2 separate regions of the Homo sapiens genome follow, and region 2 is linked to region 1. Evidence: chromatin contacts called from ENCODE Hi-C or POLR2A ChIA-PET data. All regions are on one chromosome and are shown on one strand. The core of a region is the stretch at or near the end of the contact, and the rest is flanking DNA. Distances in the headings are between cores, read along the strand shown. Region 1 has its middle 48 kb from the start of MAP3K10. Region 2 overlaps LOC105372399 (a long non-coding RNA gene).

The links. A loop is a pair of places that touch in the nucleus more often than their neighbours do. ChIA-PET counts read pairs that join two places held with the same protein, here RNA polymerase II (POLR2A). Pooled maps may share reads with other maps.
Region 2: a pooled map shows a loop between it and region 1 (3-fold over the local background). The contact joins two enhancer-like sites. A Hi-C loop is called at or near these places in 2 of 50 pooled maps. POLR2A ChIA-PET finds 5 or more read pairs at or near these places in 2 of 52 experiments (A549 and Panc1).

The regions. Positions count from the first base shown.
Region 1 is chr19:40,140,950-40,145,392 of GRCh38, forward strand. No RefSeq gene overlaps it. Among named protein-coding and RNA genes, the nearest start is that of MAP3K10, 48 kb to the right of the region's middle. RefSeq lists enhancers at 3,554-3,703, 4,324-4,373. Within about 2 kb of position 2,847, at least 7 of the 41 ENCODE cell types and tissues checked have a DNase peak (open chromatin) inside an H3K27ac peak, as active enhancers do.
Region 2 is chr19:39,549,121-39,553,797 of GRCh38, forward strand. LOC105372399 (a long non-coding RNA gene) reads left to right here. Exons shown (of 3, transcript XR_935966.3): 2 at 4,026-4,236. Among named protein-coding and RNA genes, the nearest start is that of EID2, 11 kb to the left of the region's middle. RefSeq lists an enhancer at 3,498-3,587. Within about 2 kb of position 3,296, at least 2 of the 41 ENCODE cell types and tissues checked have a DNase peak (open chromatin) inside an H3K27ac peak, as active enhancers do.

The sequences.
Region 1 (4,443 bases), core at 1,597-4,096:
AAGATCCAGAAGCCATAAAAGAGAATTTTGTTAAATGACCAAACAAAAAAAAAACAAAAACCTTTTGCGTGGCCACAAAATAAGCCATACACAACCAAAAACTACAGATGACAAAATAAGAAAAATATTTACCACTTATATCACAGAAGAGAAAGAGTTAAAATCCCTAAAATATAAAGTGTCTAAAAATTAAGGGAAAAAAAACAAGAAACCTATTGAAAGCGGGCAAGATACATAAACAGAGAGTTCACGTTAAAAAATGCAAATGCCACCTAAATTTATAAAAATAGCCAGACACAGTGGCTCATCCCTGTAATCCCAGTACTTTCGAAGGGAAGGTGAGGGGATTGATTGATCCCAGGAGTTTAAGACCAGCCTGAGCAAGATGACAAGACCTTGTCTCTAAATAAAATAAAATAAATTAGCTGAGTGTGGTGGCACACACCTGTGATCCCAGCTACTCGGGATGCTGAGGTGGGAGGATGGGAGGACTGCTGGAGCCCAGGAGTTCAAGGCTGCAGTGAGCTATGATTGCACCACTGCACTCCAGCCTGTGTGACCGAGTAAGACCCTGTCTCAAAAAATAAAAAATAAAATATCACACCTGTAATCCCAGAATTTTGAGAGGCTGAGGCAAGCAGATCACCTGAGGTCAGGAGTTCAAGACCAGCCTGGCCAACATGGCATGGTGCATGCCATGTTGCAGCCAGGCAACATGGTGCAGCCAGGCATGGTGGCATGCACCTGTAATCCCAGCTACTCAGGAGGCTGAGGCAGGAGAATCGCTTGAGCCTGGGAGACGAAGGTGGCAATGAGCCAGCCGAGATTGTGCCACTCCACTCCAGCCTGACTGGCAAAGCAAGAGCCTGTCTCAAAAAATAAAAAATAAACTAAAGCTCAGCCTCACTCATAATAAAAGAAACACAATTAAAACTGCCCTGAGATCCTATTTCTCACCTAACAGATTAGCAAAAATCCAAATGTTGGACAGCCCTCTTGTTGGCAACGCTGTGGGGAAACAGGGACTCTTCCATTTTACTGATGGAATATAAAAAGATAAAACCTCCATGGAGGAGAATTTGGCAATATCTAGTGAATTTGCCCTTTGACTCAGCAATCCTACTTCTAGGAATTAGGTCCAAAGACACAGACAGAAATAGGAAACTTCATATGAACGTGCCTCTTCACTGGAGCCCTACGCATGATAGCAAAAAACTGGAAACTATTGCAATAGCCATGAAGAGGGTGCTGCTTAATTCAACTATGCTATATCCACAAATACAGAGCACTGTACAGCTGTGAAAATAAGATATATTAAGATTACATATATATGTGATGTGTGTGTATGTACAAGTGTGTACACACGTGTTTTTTTGTTTTGTTTTTTTGACTATTTGTTTGTTTTGTTTTGTTTTGAGACAGTCTTGCTCTGCCGCCCAGGCTGGAGTGCAATGGCACGATCTCAGCTCACTGTAACTTGCACCTCCCAGGATACAAGCCATTCTCCTGCCTCAACCTCCCTAGTAGCTGGGACTACAGGCACGTACCATGACGCCCTGCTAATTTTTGTATTTTTAGTAAAGATGGGGTTTTGTCATTTTTACCAGGCTGGTCTTGAACTCCTGACCTCAAGTGATCCGCCCACCTCAGCCTCCCAAAGGTCCTGGGATTACAGGCGTGAGCCACCACACCCGGCCCATGTGTACACACATATATAGTCACCTCCAAGATGTAGTTAAGTGAAAAAACCAAGGTGCAAATTGGTATGAACAGGATGTACCTTTTGCTCAATAGAGAGGAAAATGAATACATATGTTCATTGGTTTATATTTTCCAAGTAAATGGAATGTCAAAACAATTTTTGCGATTGGGACTCAATCACCCACAAAACAATGGTTTTGGTTTTTTGTTTTCTTGAGACAGGGTCTTGTTCTGTCACCCAGGATGGAGTGCAGTGGTATGATCACAGCTCACTGCAGCCTCCACTTCCTGGGCTCAAGCGATCCTCCCACCTCAACCTCCAGAGTAGCTGGGACTGCAGACGTGTGTGACCACGCCCAGCTAATTTTTTACTTTTTATAGAGATGGGGTCTCATTATGTTGCCCAGGCTAAAACAATGTCTTAAAGTAATTTAAGATATATTAATTTGACATAAATCCCTAATGGGGTATATCCTCCTGGAAAAAAAAGCACCATAAGAAAATCTTAAACTATATTTAGTCATCATATTACTAGTGATAGTATTGATATTTTAAAATTTTATATATGCACATATATATTCAGATATGCATATATATTCACATACTTCAAAACGTATGCTGATGTCACTACAATTCAAAATTCTCTTTTTTTCTTTGAGAATTCAACATTCTCTGAATAAGAAAAAAGAGGCATAATAATAACATTTTAGAAGTTGTAAAGGGCAAAACTAAACTATGGACACACATTTGGATAACTAATTACTATAAAGAAACACAGAGATGATTGCTATAAAAGTCAGGCTGGCCAGGCACGGTGGCTCACGCCTGTAATCCCAGCACTTTGGGAGGTCCAGGCGGGCGGATCACCTGAGGTCAGGAATTCAAGATCAGCCTGGTCAACATGGCGAAACCCCATCTCTACTAAAAATACAAAAAAATTACCTGAGTGTGGTGGTGCACATCTGTAATCTCGCTACTGGTGAGGCTGAGGCATGAGAATCACTTGAACCTGGGAAGTGGAGGTAGCAGTGAGCCGAGCTCATGCCACCTCACTCCAGCCTGGATGACAGAGTGAGACTCTATCTTAAAAAAAAAAAAAAAAAAAAGTCAGGCTGAGGGTTAATTTTGGTAGAGAGAAGGGAGGGGCTGGGCCTGGGCGCCTGGGCTAGGGCACGTGGAGAGGCTTATGAACAGCTGGCAAATTCTATTTCTTGACTTACATGTGGTTACAAGTGGCTTGCCTTAAAATAACACAATTTGTGTGTTTCGCTGAATTTCAGGAACTCCTATTTTAAGAACTTCCTGGGGTTTTTTTTTTTTTTTTAACAAAGAAATGTAGTACTTTGTTTTTTAAAAGGAAGATTTTTATTATATGAATCAATACCTAATAAATTAGAAGCAAAGCCTCTTGCAGAGAAAAAGATCCACCAATAAGGAGATCTGCGTTTCTTCAGGGGAAAAAAAAAATCATCTCCATCACAGAATTGAAAACAAAGGAATAATCGTACAGATTTGGGAAGCTGGGGACTTTGCCTTTGTTTTCCTTATTTTAAATTAGGAATGCTGGCTGATGAAATCAGAGCACCCTGTGAAAAGAACTGTACCAGACATCTTGATCAGCACCATTTTGGGCCTCTGCAATGTCAAATAAATTTGAATATATTTTTGCTTTTACAACGTTATGCTAGCTGTGAAACCACTTGAAATGCAGCATTTCCTGACAATGACAAAGCTCCTCCACGGGAAACTCTCTTTCTTTCTAATGTGTTAAGAAATAGACTTACATCAAAAAGAAAAGCATTCTCTATGAAACACAAACGCTTTGGAAGTGTCTAAAGGTGCCACAAAGGTTGCAATTCTCTCTCCACTTGCAAGAATTTTTTTTTTTTTTTCCCGAGATGGAGTCTTGCTCTGTCACCCAGGCTAGAGTGCAGTGGCTTGATCTCGGCTCACTACAACCTCCACCTCCCAGGTTCAAGCAATTATCCAGCCTCATCCTCCCAAGTAGATGGGATTACAGGCACATGCCACCATGCCCGGCTAATTTTTATTTTTAGTAGAGACGGGGTTTCACCATGTTTGCCAGGCTGGTCTCAAACTCCTGACCTAGTTGATCCACCCACCTCAGCCTCCCAAAGTGCTGGGATTACAGGCGTGAGCCACCAAGCCTGGCCTTTTTTTTTTTTTTTTTTTTTTTTTTTAAAGACAGGGTCTCACTCTGTTGGCCAGGCTGAAGTGCAGTGGTGTGATCTCGGCTCACTGCAACCTTGAACTCCTGGGCTCAAGTGATCCTCCTGCCTTGGCCTCCCAAGGTGCTGGGATTACAGGTACCAGGTGAGCCTTCACACCCGGCTCACTTACAAGATTATAGTGAGATCAAACGTGGAGAACTTCTGATCCAGATTCAAATGGTCTAGATTTATATTCTGGCTCCCTCACTTACTAGCTGCGTGACCTTAATCAAATCACTTAACCTCTCTGATTCTGTGACCACACACATAAAACTGAGATATGACAATGCCTACCTCCTAGAGGTTGTCATGAGAATAAACTGTTTTAACAGAAGTAAGACACTTAGGACAGGGCAAAGCTATCTTGAGCCTTACTAGGCCAAGGGACCAGAGAAGCTCAGATCCAAGCACTCCATACTGAGTGGCCATGCTGCAAAACTCCCACAAACCCCAAATCAACACAGATTGGCTGGGCAAGGTGGCTCGCACCTATAATCCCAGCACTTTGGGA
Region 2 (4,677 bases), core at 2,046-4,545, 590 kb before region 1:
CTCTGCCTCTCAGGTTCAAGTGATTCTCTTGCCTCAGCCTCCTGAGTAGCTAGGATTACAGGCCCCAGCCACCTTGCCCGGCTAATTTTTGTATTTTCAGTAGAGACGGGGTTTCGCCATGTTGGCCAGGCCGGTCTTAAACTCCTGACCTCAGGTGATCCGCCTGCCTTGGTCTCTCAAAAGTGCTGGGATTACAGGCATGTGCCACTGCGTCTGGCTCATCTTTTCTTTTAGTGAAAGAAATAAAATGCAAGAACAGAACTTATCCTAAAGTTAAATCATCCTAGTTCACAAAAGGAGCCTGAAAATGATAGAAGCATAAGGTATAGGAGAAGTCCTTTCCCCTAAGTCACTGCTGCAAACAGATCCTGGAAATAAATATTTGCACATAAACCTCTAAGTAGAGGCCATGATCAGAACCCAACACTGGAACTCTTTTAGAAGCGATGGGTCCATTGGCCTGGAAGACCTTTCCCTGCAGTTTGAAGAGGAATAAATACCACCTCAAATAAGGTGATTTGAAAAGGTGTTAAACAGGCAGGGCGCAGGGGCTCATGCCTGTAATTCTGGCACTTTGGGAGGCTGAGGCAGGAGACTCTTTGAAGCCAGGAATTTGAGACCCACCTGGGCTACACAGCCAGACTCTGTTTCTACAAAAACACACAAAAATTAGCCAGGCATGGTGGTGCACACCTGTGTGGTCTCAGCTACTACATAAGGATGACAAATAAAAGGAATAAGTTGGCTGGGTACGGTGGCTCACACCTGTAATTCCAGCACTTTGAGAGGCTGAGGTGGCAGATTGCTTGAACCCAGGAGTCTGAGACTGGCTTGGGCAAGATAGCAAGACCTTGTCCTTATTATTTAAAAAAATAAATAAAAAAGAAAAGAATTACCTATGGTATTTTTTTTTAATTAGAAAGGCAGCCAACTTCCAGAAGAAAAATAATAAAATAAAATAAAATAAAATAAAAGCCAATTAAATCCCTTGTAGGGGCCAAGGGCTTTGGTCCTCTCAAGGTTGCTGACAAATCAATTTGCAAAGGGCAGATTAATTGGAGAAAAGGCATACAAATTTATTTAACATGTATACACAAGCACTTTCAGATTGAAGACTCAAAGATACAGGAAAAATGGTTCATTTTTACGCTTAGGTTTGAAACCACTTTTGCATGAATGATAACAGTGAGAAAATTATAACAGTGGAAGAGATCTGATCTAACCAATGCCCATCTTGCGATTGTTTTTCTTTTGGTTTTGTTTTCGAGATGATGTCTTGCTGTCTCCTGGTCTGGAGTGCAAAGGCACAATCATGGCTCACTGCAGCCTCAATCTGGCGACACTCCCACCTGAGCCTACCAAGTAGCCAGGACTACAAGTGGGTGCCACCATGCCCGGCTAATTAATTTTTTTTTTTTAGTAGAGATAATCTTGATATGTTTCCCAGGCTGTTTTTGAACTCTTGGCCTTTGGCAATCCTCCCCCAGTCTGCAGTCTGCCTGCTTTGGCCTTTAAGGTGCTAGAATTACAAGTGTGAGCCACTGTGCTCGGCCTCCTCTCCTTTTTTGTGGCTATCTTGACACTGAGTTTTTGCGTAGTCCAGGCCAGTTGTTTTGTATAACATCCCATACTTCTGGGATTGTCTGATTGTTTTTTCTTTTTTTTTTTTTGAGACGGAGTTTTGCTCTTGTTGCCCAAGCTGGAGTGCAATGGCATGATCTCGCTCACTGCAACCTCCACCTCCCAGCTTCAAGCGATTCTCCTGCCTCAGCCTCCCGAGTAGCTGGGATTACAGGCATGCACCACCATGCCTAGCTAATTTTTTGTATTTTTAGTAGAGACGGGGTTTCTCCATGTTGGTCAGGCTGGTCTCAAACTGGCGACCTCAGGTGATCCGCCCGCTTCAGCCTTCCAAAGTGTTGGGATTACAGGCGTAAGCCACGGCGCCTGGCGTCTGATTGCTTCCTTATGATTAAACTGTCCTTTCCCCTAAGTCACTGCTGCAAACAATTTCTGGAAATAAACATTTGCACATAAACCTCTAAGTAGAGGCCAGGACTCAGCCAGGCGCAGTGGCTCACGCCTGTAATCCCAGCAGTTTGGGAGGCCAAGGCAGGTGGATCACTTGAAGTCAGGAGTTTGAGATCAGTCTGGCCAACATGGTGAAACCCTATCTCTATTAAAAGTAGAAAAAAAAATTAGCTGGGCGTGGTGGCACATGCCTGTAATCCCAACTACTCCGGAGGCTGAGGCAGGAGAATTGCTTGAACCCGGGAGGCGGAGGTTGCAGTGAGCCAAGACCGGGCCACTGCACTCCAGCCTGGGTGGCAGAGTGAGATTCCACCTGTCAAAAAAAAAAAAAAAAAAAAAAAAGAGGCCAGGACTCAGAGCATCCTGGTAACGGTTGTGCAGAATCCACACTCCAGCTGGGAACACTGGGGAAAGTGGAGCCCACCGTTTTCTCTCTCCTTACTGTCGGGTCAGGCTTCTGCCCACTAGAGGGCAGCCAAGTCAAAATCTTGATAGAAACAAGTTCTAAAGACTTACCCAGATTTGCTATCTCTTCTGAGATAGTGTTTTTTTTTTCTTTTTTTTTCCTCTTTTTTTTTTGAAATAAGGCCTGGCTCTGTCGCTCAGGCTGGAGTGCAGTGGCACGATCTCGGCTCACGGCAACCTTTGCCTCCTGGGCTCAAGCTATCCCCCTGCCTCAGCCTCACGAATAGCTAGGATTACAAATGCATGCCACCATGCCCGGCTAATTTTTGTAGAGACGGGGTTTCACCATGTTGTCCAGGCTGGTCTTGAACTCCTGGGCTCAAGAGATCCACCTGCCTTGGCCCCCGAAAGTGTTGGGATTACAGGCGTGAGCCATCAGGGGCGGCCTTCTGAGATTGTTAATGTGAAAAATTCTATCGAAGTTGTCTATCAAAGTTGTCATCCACCATTTGTCTCTTATGAGTGTTCTTTTTTTTGAGATGGAGTCTTGCTCTGTCGCCCAGGCTGGAGTGCAATGGTGCGATCTCGGCTCACTACAACCTCCACCTCCCAGGTTCAAGCGATTTTCCTGCCTCAGCCTCACAAGTAGCTGGGATTACAGGCTCTCGCCACCATGCTGGCTAATTTTTGTATTTTCAGTAGAGGTGGGTTTCACTATCTTGGTCAAGCTGGTCTCGAACTCCTGACCTCAGGTGATCCGCCCACCTTTGGCCTCCCAAAGTGCTGGGATTACAGGTGTGAGCCACCGTGCCTGGCCCTTTTGAGTGTTCTTTTGGGACCCTGTCAGAGCAACTTACTAAGTACTTCCTCTATTGTTAACTTGTTGAGTTGATGTCTCCTCTGAAATTTTGTGTATATTTTGAGGAGATGGACTATTTCTAGAGGTCTCTCCAGAACTGAAACTGTGGTTTCCTGTAAGTCTACGAATACTGACTTCTCTTTTTTTTCCCTTTGAGACAAGGTCTTGTTCTGTCACCCAGGCTGGTGCAATCATGTCTCACTGCAGCTTCGACCTCCTGGGCTCCACTGATCCTCCTACCTCCGCCTCCTGAGTAGTTGGGACAATAGGCATATGCCACCATGCCTGGCTAATTTTTTTTGTTTTTGGTATATTTTGTAGAGATGGGGTTTTGCCATGTTGCCCAGGTTCTGACTTTTAATAAATAAGAAATTTGGTCTCTGTATCTTTCTTTTCCCCTTTATACTTCACTGAAGAAAATGAAGGTGGGCTTCTTCATGGGGCTGGGCCAGTAAAATTAGGCTACACTCATATAAGCATTTCCCCAAATCCTCCTAATACCTCTTGTGAAAAAGGGTATCTGCCACATAATACCATCAATTCTGTGACAAATTATTCTAACCCGCTGGTTCTCCATCCTGTCTGCACATTGAAATCACAGGGGAATGACATCTACTGATGCCCCTGTCTCTCTCTCAGAGATTCTGAGTGGGGAGGGAATTTGTGTTGGTGTAAGTGTGTGCCCCACAAGGGAAGGACCTGCCCAACACACCGTGTGCTTTGCCCTCAGCAAGGAGCCACAGCTGCAGGTGGATTTCCACACCGGGATGGATGAGGACTCAGACATCGCTTTCCATTTCCGAGTGCACTTTGGTCATTGTGTGGCCATGAACAGCCATGAGTGGGGGGTCTGGAAGTGTGAGGTGAAATCTGACAATATGCCCTTTGAGGGTGGCCAATCATTTGACCTGCGCATCTGAGTGCTGGACAAGGAGGACCAGGTGAGCACCCCAGGAGCTCCCAGCATGCAGCCTCTGTGGACTCCCAGAGCAGGAGGTAGCTCTCCCTGCCCTGGCCCCACCAGTCCCTCGGGACCCATCTCCCATAACGACTCCTGCCCCAGGCTTTTCATCACAGAGCACCCTCTGCTTGCACTGCCACCCTCAGCTCTTTCCCAAATCTGACCAAGGTCAAGGTTGGTTCACTTGCCATTTCCCCCAAGGTGGAGAATCATTTCCATAGCTGTCATTTCTGCTCATGCTGTTATTTACATTTTCATGTGGCCAAATAGACAAAATACATGTATGAATCAAATTATTTTAGTCAGTCAAAAATTAACTCTTCCTTTCACTCCCGAACCTCACTCCTACTCCCCAGAACAACACTACCAGCTTCTCTGCTCTCCTTCCAGAGATAATCTACCATTAGAGAACCGTATATTT